Linked DNA regions of Mus musculus: region 1 is linked to region 2. The links are chromatin loops, found by intact Hi-C in ENCODE. Cell type or tissue: heart. All regions are shown on one strand. Links, peaks and the distances in the headings refer to the core of each region. The heading gives the core; the rest is flanking DNA.

The links. Hi-C counts contacts between places; a loop is a spot of excess contacts. Peaks named below come from ENCODE experiments on the same cell type or tissue, not always from the same donor. Only the 100,000 strongest peaks of a DNase experiment are listed, where the experiment ranks them.
Region 1: it touches region 2 in a loop (1.9-fold over the local background); 2 of 42 quality-filtered maps call a loop at or near these places.

Annotation. Positions count from the first base shown.
Region 1 is chr16:90,078,493-90,084,620 of GRCm38, forward strand. It overlaps a transcript of Tiam1 not described here. Among named protein-coding and RNA genes, the nearest start is that of Gm10789, 61 kb to the right of the region's middle. In heart, for the core only: no CTCF peak of the experiment used is centred there; a DNase peak (open chromatin) is centred at 2,839.
Region 2 is chr16:90,011,886-90,018,013 of GRCm38, forward strand. It overlaps a transcript of Tiam1 not described here. Among named protein-coding and RNA genes, the nearest start is that of Tiam1, 54 kb to the left of the region's middle. In heart, for the core only: no CTCF peak of the experiment used is centred there; a DNase peak (open chromatin) is centred at 2,966; H3K27ac peaks cover 257 bases.

The DNA.
Region 1 (6,128 bases), core at 387-5,386, 67 kb after region 2:
CTGCATAAGCCTGCACTAAAATGCCTTTAATTCAGTCTCCAACTCTGCTTCCTAGCCAGCTTCTACTGAGTTCTTTTCACTATCAGAGCTCCAGGTGTTGGTTTGTGAGTCGAGGTCCCTAAAACTCTTGGGGGAGGGGTTCTCAGGCTGACGAGGGCGACGGTGGGGAGCTGTGAGTCCTCTATCCCAACTGTACCGCTGATGGAGAAGAAGGGACAATGGGACAGTGTGTGGAAGGGTGACATCTTCCAGGAACTGCATCTCCTCATGCCCCGTGTCCGTGCAGATAAGCTCAGTGTTTTGTCTGCCTGAATCACCTCTCCTCATAGGAGTTTACTGCTCAGACACTCAAACCTTGCGGACGGAAGCACTTGCTCCCTCTGTGAAGGGCTCCCCACTATTCTCAGGCAGTGCTCTATTTGCCTCTCGGATCTCTTAAGTGATGGCTACAATTCCCTGTGGTCACCGTCCATTCAGCTGCTCCCACTCGATCACCGGCTGACTCACACAGCAGCTACTCATTTGGGTTCTTGGTACTTGGGATAGCTCTGGATTAAGCTGTGGTTTAAGCAGGACAAAAACTATTTGCCCCTGAAAGGTCAGCCTGGACATTGTGTCTTCTGTGCCAGGCGTGGCTACAGAGGAGATTTTAAAGGCTTAGCGCATCTCCAGTCCACTCACCGCTAGAGTGGACCGCAGCTTCCCATTAAGTCAGTTAACCTACATTTGTCACAAAGCAGTGCAGTGTGTCACTGACCCACTTTGTTTCACTTCTTTGCCAGTCAATGACATTCACATGTCACAATGGATTGCATTTTTAACTAAGGAATTAAATATATTTGCCCTGGATTTACTCAAGTGAGCTTGAAAGGCATTAGTGTCCACCCGTGGGGTCTATTGCCTAAGCCACGGAAGTGGCTTGAAGCAAACCGCATTAGCTCTCTGTTCCAGAGACAGCCCAGTCCATTAAAGGGAGACCTGGGATGAACGAGGAAGAGCACTCACAGGACGCCAGTGCCCACACAGGACTGCTGTCACCATCCTCAGGAGGAAGGACAGGTGTCACGCCACCATCGCGGTATAACACAAACCAAGTGGCTTCAACAAGATGGCTGATACCGCCCGCCAGCCTGAGGGGATTTACAGTACCTCAGAAGACAGAGCTCTAAGCATGGCCACGTTTCTAGATAAAGCTGACAGAGGTAGGGAGACCCACCCTAAATGTGTGTGGCACCGTTCTAAGGGTGTCTGTCCTGGACTACATAAAGACGGGTGTGCTGAGCGGCAGTGTCCACAGCTTCCTGGTTGCCCATGATACCTTGTGGCCCCTGCTACTCCTGCTGCCACAAGCTTTAAACCTCGCCCTTAAGTTGCTTTTGACAAACATTTTGTTATAGCAACAAAACTGTTAGCATTTTATCTAAGATCAGCCAGGTATGCCAGACTCGCTATACAAGGGGCTGCTCGCCCCCTCCTCACTCTCTTGCTCTCTTGTTCCTGTACTGTCCTCACCCCTTCCCCCTCTCTCCCCATTGCCCTCACCCCCACTCCATGTGCTTATGGCTAGCCTCTACTCCTCTACTTCTCTGCCTTTCTCTGTCTCTACCTCCCTCTCAACTCCCTGAATAAACTCTAAACTACACCATCGTGTGGCTGGTCCCTCATGGGGAAGGGATGCCTCAGCATGGGCTCTCACAGGCACCCCCTTACCCCATATCTGATTACACCTTCACTAAACATATTCCTCCTCTCTTTATCTCTTTATAAACACAACAGAAACTAATATAGAGGAGAAACTTGTTTTCAAACAGTCCTGGAGGCCAGAAATCCCATGTCCAGTTACTGTCACGGTTGGTTTCTGGGGCAAGCCTTTCTTCTTGACTTGCAAATGGTCACCTTGTCCCTCAGTCTTCCTATGCTTTCCTGTGCTCATACTTACCAGGCTTAAAGGCTGTGCCTGAGCCTTTAGAACACCATTCCTACTGCACCGAGCCCTATAGTGATGATTCTGCAAAGCCTAAATGTTCATGAAAAGACCCTATGTCCAAAAACAGTCCAAATGGCCCCAGCACTGGCTAGGAAGAGGGGTGGGAGAGGGAGGAGGACATGGCTTATTCCATCATGAAAGGACTCCAGAGGACTCACCGGATGCTAATCCCTAGCTCATTGGACACTAGGAAGAAAAGGTGTTGGCTTTTGTTTTTTGAATTGTTTATTTGTTTGTTTGTTTGTTTTTCATTCATGGGAAAGTGAATATGTGCAAGCTAAAAATCCTCGACTTCTGTTACAGGCTTCATTACAACCCCCAAAACTCACACTGCAAGTCCTAACTCCCTGTGGCCTTATTTGAAAATGGAGTTATTTTAGACGTGATTAAAAGGAGGTCATGCTGGAGTCGGGTATGCACTAACGCAATACAACTGGTCCCTTATATAGAAGGGGAATTCGGACATGGGCACACAGGGAGGATGACATCCAAAGAGAAAGGGGGAACTTGAGGCAATGCATCTACAAACAAAGCAACGTTGCCAACAAAGTACTAGAAGCTAAGAGGCACACAACAGACTCCCCCACAATGTCCTCAGAAAATACTAACCCTGGCCTGTGATACCAGATCTCTTAGGAATGTTAGACTCCACATGGTTCATTACTTTGTTTCTGCAGCCTGGGCTCACCTCCCCTGATACAGTTGCTAGCTCATCCTTTCCAGGGAAGAGGAACACTGTCCTGGTTGGCAATGTCAGGAAAAGATACCAAGTACATGCTGCCCTGCCCAGCCCAGCCCTGCCCTGTCTCAGGGAGCAGACTGTCATTGAGCCTCATGTCCTCTCTGCCATGCTCCTAGGGCTGGCAGCCCTGCACATGGGGAGGTTGGCAGACAAGCCCATCTGGCTCTCACTTCTAAGTCCGTTCTCCAGCTAGCTTTACTACAATAATCTCAATATTTTGACCTCCATCTGTCTGAATTTTGTGTTAAGTTCATCAGTTGGCTCTAAACTCTAGGAGGACAAGGAGGCAATTAATTATCACCAGTCAACCCCCTACAGTGGTCTTCATTCAAACAGTGTCACACGACACCCTACCCCCACACGCAAGACAGTCTATGCTACGGTGCTATGTGCTATGCTATGGTGTAAATGCGTTCCCACAAACTTCAAATGTTGAGAACTCATTTTTCAAATTTGCATATGGATAATCCCTATATGTGATTCTTTGTGACATAATTAGGACTTCAGAAGGTAAGTCTCCCACAATGCCAACCTATGCTCTTAAACTTCCCAAACTCCTGAACCAAGAACTGAAGAAACTTCTATTCTTTATAAATTACCTGGTGTCAGACATTTTGTTCTAACAACATAAAATACACTAACACACCTGCCTATCCACAAAGGCGTATTAACATGGAAAAACAGGAGTCCAACTGAGGTACCCTAAGCAGGAATCCTTTATTCTTTCTATAAAGCCTGAGTCTGGGGAGAGAATCCTTAGTAAAGTGCTAGCATGCATAAAGTAAGGCCCTTCAGTCAATCTCCCAGAGTCTATATAGAAAACAGGTGTGGAAGTGCAGGTGTGGGAGCACAGGTGCCAGAGAACAGGTGTGGAAGCACAGGTGTAGGTAGGAACACAGGTGTGAGAGCACAGGGGTGGGAGTGCAGGTGTGGGAGTACAGGTGTGGAAACACAGGTGTGGGAGTACAGGTGTGGAAGCACAGTTTGGAAGCACAGGTGTGGGAGCACAGGTGTGGGAGCACAGGTGTGGGAGCACAGGTGTGGGAGCACAGGTGTGGAAGCACAGGTGTGGAAGCACAGGTGTGAAAGCGCAGGTGTGGAAGCACAGGTGTGGAGCACAAGTGTGGGCTCACTTATTTGCAATTTCAGGACCAGAGAAAAAGAAAGACAAGGATCCTTGGGCCAGTCAGACTAGCCCAGTAGGTCATCTCCAGGTCCTAATGAGAGATCCTACCTTTAAAAGCAAGAAAGATGGCTCCTGAGGATGACACTCAGGTTGACCTCTGACCTCTACCTATGCACACAAAAGTGAACTTGCACACTTACACAATCCCCAAATGCACATACAAAAATAACAAAGTCACACAGGGTTGAATTAAGAGCATAAGTCAATTACTTGAGGAAGAGGGGGAAGCGGTGTCTCAAGTAAACTTTTAAGAGGAAAAAGACCGATTCCTTACTGGTGACAACCATCAAGGCTACAGTAGACTTGGGCTTTCCAAACCAAATAAAGGACAGGCACACATGAAGGAAGCCAAGAGAAACAAGCTGACTGTGCTGGGGAGAAACTGAGTGTTGGAATAATTCAAGTGTGTCATACCTGACCAGCGCCACTTCAGTGTGGCCAATATCTGTTGGTCTGGAGACCTCAGCAAGCTGTCACTGAAGGGGAGGGCACAGTGGGACACAACAGTCCCCACTCACACCATTTTCTTCTCCCACTCTTCTCCTCTTTCCTTGTACCAGCCAACAGTCTAGACTTGCTGGCCACAAACAGCATCATATGACTTCAGAGCTTGAGAAAACTAAGTGTTTTGAAAGGACCAGCTTCAGAAACCACCCTAAGATCACACCATGGGACAGAGGAAGCAGGGCTGGCAACTCAGTGGCTTACCTGACAGAGCAACAGAGGAGCTCAGCACATTGGTGACAGCACATTGGTGACAGAACTTCCTTCCAGATCAACACAGACTTCTACAGTTTGAGGTGAACTAGAACCAGCAAATGACAAGAGGTATGGGAAACTGGTAGGGATGGGATTCCAGGTGCTGTGTCTGACCAGCCTCAGAGTCAACACAGATAGCTGCAAAGAAAACACTTAGCTGGGCTGCGTCTAGAAAAGAGGAGGTTAATGGCTCACACATGCTGGACTGAGGGATAAGTTATATGAAACCAAATCCATTTCAAGGAGGCTTTTGGCTACTTGAAGAACACTCCCAGAAAAGGGGAGTTGCGGGGAAGGACCCTGTATGTCCTGAAGACAAAGTTTAGAAACCAGAGTTGAAGAAACAGCAAAGTAATCTATCGTGAAGAAGAGAAAGAGGGAAACCCCCAATGATCTGAGAGTATTTGGGAGCTCCTAAGTCAGCTGCTAAAGTCACTGAAAAGCGAAATTAGAGATGTGCTCCCTCCCCAGGTAGGAAGCAGCTTCTCTGTGACATAATTTAATGCACTGGGAGGTGGTAGATCACACCTTTCATCTTAGTACTCGGGAGACAGAGGCAGGTGGTTCTCTGTGAGTTTGAGTCCAGTCTGGTCTACAAAGCAAGTTCCAGGGCAGCCAGGGACTCTGTTACATAGAGAAACCCTATCTCAAAAAAAAAAAAAAAAAGGATAAGGGTGGAGACTGCCCGGAGGTTAGGAGCAAACGCTGCTGCTGATGGCTTGAGTTCAGTCCCTAGTGCTCACAACTCACACTGGGAACCCAGTGACACAGGGCTCCTTCATCTCTGGCTCTGAGGACATTGTTCTCACATGCCACACACCTACACATGCACACATACTCACACCTATGCATGCACATATACACACATACACACATGCCTACATATGCATACATATGTGCAGTCACACACCTACACATGCATACACGTGTGTGCAAACACACCTACAAAACACAAGCACACACACCTATATGTGCACACACACACACTTAAAATACAAAACATAAAACAATGGAGGAAGAGGTGCTATGATGAGCACACCCATGGCCTTCCCGGCTCAACATTAAATGTAACGCAGTCACTACTCCACCCTGAACCTCCCTCTCTTGGGAACTCCGATTCTACTTACACTGCAAACCAGCGGTGGTCACAACAGACTGATACCAAATTGGAGGGCTTTTCCATTTACTTACCAGCTGTCCAACTCTGGACACCAGCCCAGTGTGCCGCAAGCTCAGAAATAACAACAGGGGCGTAGGGTGGTAGGGTCTCCCTCAGAAGGCAAGGGCTCAGCCCCACCTCAGACATAAGCCACAGAGTGAGTGCAGCAGGTACCGTGCCTCTGCTGACCCAACTACAAGTCCAAGTGTAATTACAACCCTTCCTCGGGTTCACTCACTTGCTACAACACCCACAGGAATCGGGAAAGCCATTCACTTACAGCCACAGGTTTACC
Region 2 (6,128 bases), core at 465-5,464:
AGGATCTGAAGGAACGGATGGATAGATACACCAGGCCTCCACACTGGCCATTCAGAGAGAACAAAGGAAGTGGAGGCTTTTCAGTGCCGTGCTGTGGAATGTGAGCTGTGAGCGCCCTGGAGAAGGCCTGAGCAAGCTGTGGCCTGCCCCTGTGCAGCCACAAGGCCCATAGGCCTCACTGGGCTTCCTTTGACGTCCCCCTCTGCAACAGCAGCCTTGGGACCCCGGGGTCACAGGAAGTGCCTAATCTCTGCAGGCAAACGTCAATCTTCAGAGCGAAGAACACGCCTTTGTTCCTCAGAACCGGGGCTGAAACAGGCTGACATGGCCACATGAGTTCACCCCCTTGAATTCACAAAGGGAGCACCTGTTCTCAGGGTGGCATGGAAAATTTTAAAACAATCTTACTTTTTGTGCTGTCTCTCTGAATGAGCAAAACTAAGGAAAAGGAAAAGGTGAGCCGGAGGGAGACCAGGCCTGGTTTCCCATGTAACAGTAATGGTGTGTGCCATCAAGGGACATGTGAGGATGTATATTTTAAATAAAAATCACATAATTTTAATCTACTCAAAATGAAACAGATACAGCCATGTCAAACATCCAACTACGCTGATCTCGATGCCAGCCGTGCTGTCTTCCTCAGATTCTTGGTACAGGCAGAACTTGACCACCCTGAGGTATAGCTTGTCATTCTCGAGTGTGGGATGATGCTTGCTTGGTCCCTGGGTATCAATTTAAATAACAAGAGCTTTGGCTACTTGGGAGAACAAGTCTGTGTGGCGTGAGGTCACGAAGCTGACCACCCGACCACTTAGCCTGTTATCTGATGGTGAAGCAGCTGTCAGTCTCAACGTCTCTTCTTCCTCCCTGCTCTTCCCACGTAATCAAAGGCTCTCTTTGCCAGAACTAAGAGGGGGAGGTAACTCCATAAGACAGATTTGTTTGTTACAAGGCTATGTCAGAGCAATGAACGCTTGTGACCGTGGTTGTTCATCTAACTTAGCATGTAAATTCCCATACATGTGTGTGCATATGTATACATACATACATACATAAAACATGTCTACAAGGCAAGAGAGGTTTCCTCCTTGAAATCCCCACCAGTGCATTGTAAAATTCTTGGTTTCATTTCAAACTGGAATGCTTTGGACTTAGAGTATTATAACAATCTATTAATATTTCCCTTAAAAGAATAAAGCTTAGTTAGATCATCTAAATTGATTAATTGCATACATTATGACGTCAAACCCCCCGACAGGGAAAGGAAATTACTCCTTTTGGCTGACAGAATGGACTGTTTGGGTCCACAGAGGGAAAAAATATTTTCCTTTGGCTAAAAGATCTCAAAAGTTTATGTTTCTCAGAGTAAAAGTTACAAAATTCCAAGTTTTTTTTATTTTTTTTTTAATTGGAAGATTTTGTGTCTTGGGTATATATTATAACCCAAGAGATGAGGAAAACACCCCAATTAGGGAGGGGTGTTATCTGAAACCTCCCAAGCTGAAATTCAATACGACATTTACGGTCATTAAAACCCATTAAGATTTTTAACTTTGAGTTCATAAAAACAACGAAGTGTCCCCTGCCCAGACAGGAAAGCCTTGCCTCGCTCGGACATCAAAGCCAAGACACCAGCCCATTAAATGTCTGTCTTCAGTTTTATTTATTCCCTTAATGCAAACAAGCTAACTTAGCATTTGCCTTCAAAACTGGAGCTTTCGAGGAAAAGTTGACATTTTTATTGATTCTCCATCGCTCGTGAGGGCGGGAATGCACACGGGCCCCGACCAGCCCACATTTGCTATAAGACAAATTATGCCACCTGTGTGCTGCATGGTCCTATTTATCAAATAAAACTAAGTTTTGACAGAATTGGAAGGAAATGTAAGCTCTCGGCTCCTTTTGGTATATAAACTGGAAGGCAGAGCTATGACAGTACACAGCTCCAGAAAGCAAGATCCTTATAGCTCCTGGACCCCGGACCCAGAACAGTACCTTAGATTGTAAAAGCTCACCGACTCCCGTAACACAGGCACTGGACTATACTCTCACTCCACCTCGGGTAAGAAACAGGTTCGATGAACTCAGCTAACAGGAGATACAGCGGCTAGACACAAAAGGGGCCTGTGGTTTTGTGCATTTGTCGTCTTCCTTTGCCACTCTGTCACTGTATTACTGTCATCCAGTGACCTCCAAACCCACTACCATATGTATTTTTAAGTCAATGCTAAGATCCCCAAAGTAAAAAATTGGATATAAAGAGGCAAGTTTCGGGTTAAAGGCCTCCTTGTTTGTGTCTCCCTCACCCCTCTCCTTTCTTCTTGTCTCTCTTGACAGTTCCCATCCTGTAGTCCAGACTGCACACGACTATGTTGCCAGGCTGGGCTCGAACTCCCGATCCTCAGCTGCATACCACCACACCTGGCTTGAAGTGTTTTCTAAATTAACCCTTGAATATCCACTGCTGAGTCAGGCATACAAGGACTGTATCAGGACTAATCATGTCATCACCTATGAACAGATTCTAACACATCAACGCGGTCTCTTCATTCTACTGACTGGAGATGAGACGACGGCGGGGAAGACTCAACAGCCAAGCAAGTCAAGGCTGGGCCTTTGCAATGCAGGCGAGAGCCAAACATAAACAATGGTGAATTGTTCTTTTCTTGGAACAGGGTAGCCACGCCAACCATCGCTCCCACCACCTCTGCTGTGTGTGTGCCTGCCTAGGCCAGTCTCAGCCCACCTGAGGGGAGACATGTCTCCTTCTTCCCAGAAACAGCCAGACTCTGACTTAGAAATCTGGGCCGGAGACACCAAGAGACTAAGCCATTTATCTAGAGGAATGGTCATGAAGAACGGACGAGAGCACTCAGTGCCAAGTCTAAGCCGTTTGGGGAGTAATGAGTCTGAGACCTCTGAGGCAAGGAGTCAAGGAAGAAAGCTGGCCAAGGCAGGGCAACAGCAGAGTCCGCCAAGACCAGCGGAACACACAGACTGTGTGGAGTCAATGCAGTCCCTCCAGACTTCCTGCTCCACTCCTTCACAGTGCCGACCATCCGTGGTATGTCTCATGACCCCTCAATAACACCGTTCTTCTGGGTATCCATTTGACAGGGCTAGTTCACTTTGCATCATAGCTAAAGCTATCTGGAAGACATGCTGTTACCCGTCTGAGTCCTCCATGTGGGAAGGAAAAAAGTGAAAAATAGATCTTCCTGTAGGTCCACCCCATCCCTAAAACAAGGCCACACGTGACATGGCAATCTGAGAAGGTCACATTCACAGGCCACTGCCAACCACCCTAAAACCAGGACGCCCAAAGGTAGCCACTGATGACTCAGAAAAGCCTTAGGTAAACACCTCACAAGTAAGCAGCTGCAGCAGGGAAGGCAAGTGCTTTTACTTTAAAAAATAGTCCTGCACTGCATGGAAAAACAAACAAGAACTTAGCAACAGTTTTTAAAGAAGATCTATTAAGTTCTCTGACTGTTTTTTTAATGCTTTTCCACTGGACCAAGAACTTAAAACAAGCCAAAATGACAATCATCCAACACGAACGAAGCCTGTTGACTCCAAATACACAAACCTGTAAGCCAAGGCCCAGGTAAATACATGAAGAAGTGAGACTGGGGTAAGGATGAGTCTGGAAGTGGTCCATGCCTCTCAGAGCATCTTACTTGATAATGGGAGAAAGGAGGAGGAGGGTTGGGTTTGTTTGTTTGTTTGTTTTGTTTTGTTTTTAATTATTTAGATAGTCCCTGCCATCAAAGAATGCCCTCTTTGAGCCAAGAAGACAGGCACTCCCACAAATAGCTCAAATCCAGGGCAGACATTGACAGGGGCTAATTGGAAGCCTCAGCAAAGAGTGGCGGGATCTTCAGGGCAGGAGAATTAACCACCAGCAAGCCAGGCAAGCGACACTTAGCCCATTTCATCCAGGCTGTCATTTTTAAAACAAATCCACTCTTGAAGTTACCATGAAATTGTATCATGATCTTTGTGCCTGTCACTCATACCTTTTATCTGATAAGTCAAAACCCCTGCCTTTCCAGAGAAAAAGAGAGGTGGGGGGGGGGATCTGTTTATCTTTGCCCAGGAGCTCCGGATGCCTGGGCGACCCGAGGACCTTGAATTACCCTCTATCTCTAGAAAATATCTTCCTTCTGGAAAGGCAACAAAAAATGACGATAATATCCACAAAGAGTTCCAAGACCATAAATGAAAACAAGCAGGCTTCTTGGTCCGTGTTCCACATCTCAGCTGCTGGTCTTCACATTCCACTCCACTGTCAGCCATGTTAGAAACGCTCTGGCCAACAGTGCTATGTGAAAACCATCTGTCTGTGAAATATTTATTGTATTTCAGTAAGGGTTTCTCTTGCTCACCAAAAATCACTGCTTAGATTTCACACCACTTTACTTTTACAAGTCTATTACAGGGCAGTGGGGGCTGGAGAGGTCTACAAAAACTGGTAAGATTCCACTGGGGTCAATATTTTTATTTTGTATTGTGCAATATCTGTTTCCTGGTTTTTTTTAATCACGCATTCTATTTAAGCTGTCATCACTGGGAACGGATACACAGGACTTCTTTGTGTTATTCCTCGACTCCTTCTAAGTCTATTATTATTACAAAATAAAATAACCCCTGGGACACTGGTCGCTTAGCACAGCATTTGATTCCCACCATGTCACTTGCCCTTAAAAAGTTTGTTGTTTTGAATACTGACCCTCAGGACTTACAGACACAATCCAGGGACCCCGCCAGCCCAACATTGAGAGGCAGCCCTAAGCGGTTCCTTCATCAGGGTTCACGTCCTCTTCAAGGGGTCCGGGAAGCCAGTGTTTGTAGCCTAACCTCACCATGCCCAACTCCCAGCATGGCTCTGCCATGCATGGTGCCTTGCTCTTAGAATTTCTCCCTCCAATGAACACAGTGTGGGTAGTGTCAGACTCTCACCCCCATATTCTTAGGATTTAACTCCAGCAAACCTCTATATACCATGTTAGGGAAGACTAATTAACTGGGGTCCACAGCTCTCCCCTGAATTCTACTCAAAGACCAACCTCCTTTGAGCAATACCAATTATTCACACAGAGCACACACACACACACCAGTTCCCTGCCCTATCTCAAGTGTCACCTAACATAAATTGGCGGGGGGGGGGGGGGAACGGGACACACAGACGGAGACGACAGAGACAGAGAATATAGATGACTCAATATTCTCTTTAGAGCTGGTTCCCATTCAGGTATTCCTAAAATGTTCTACCTTTTAAGAACTTGGGGGAGGGGCTACAGGGCAGTGATGTGGAATAAAAAAAAAATCTATTGGGGGAGGGGGGTGGCTCAAATCATTCTAGCATCTGCTGACGTGCATGCCCCATATATGACTAGAGTCGCTGCTGGCAAATTGCTCAAACTTTCTCTGCAAGTTTATGTTTGTAAAATTGAAATAATAATAGGCTTAGGATCCTACCTCATCAGATTCTCATGCATATTAAATAAATTAATATGTGCAAAGGTTCAGAACAATGTTTACCACACACCCAGCACTTCTCAGTGAACTATATACTCTTACAACTCTGGCCATACACTTAGGTCTTCTAGTTAATAATGTAATGAACTTACATTGAGCACACGCATTCCAAATCCTGTGAATCCAAGCTAAAAGGAAGTACAGTCACTATTCTAGAAGAACCCATATAGTACCAAGTAGAGGGACAGAGGACTGGACCATGCTGACATCCCTGGCCCCAAACAGCCTAAAACCTGAACTTGTAAGTAGAGTTTATGAGTCACAGACAGTGCCATCCAAAAAGGAACTAATCTAAATGTTTGGGATATCAGTGGCCCAACCCTCAACCACCTTTCATTAAATAATAATAATAATCACCATCACCATCACATCACTATCACCATCATATCACCATCACCATCATCACCACCATATCACCATCACCATCATCACCAAATCCAGTCAGTCTCTCAGAAAGCCTGCCCTGTCAAAGTTTTTCCAGTTCTGTGGCTAATCCTACACACATATCAACTGCTCTAAATAACACAAAATTTCCTAGACAGTCCTGCTGTTCTCTTCAGGGCACTACCATGGCCACCTACCACTGA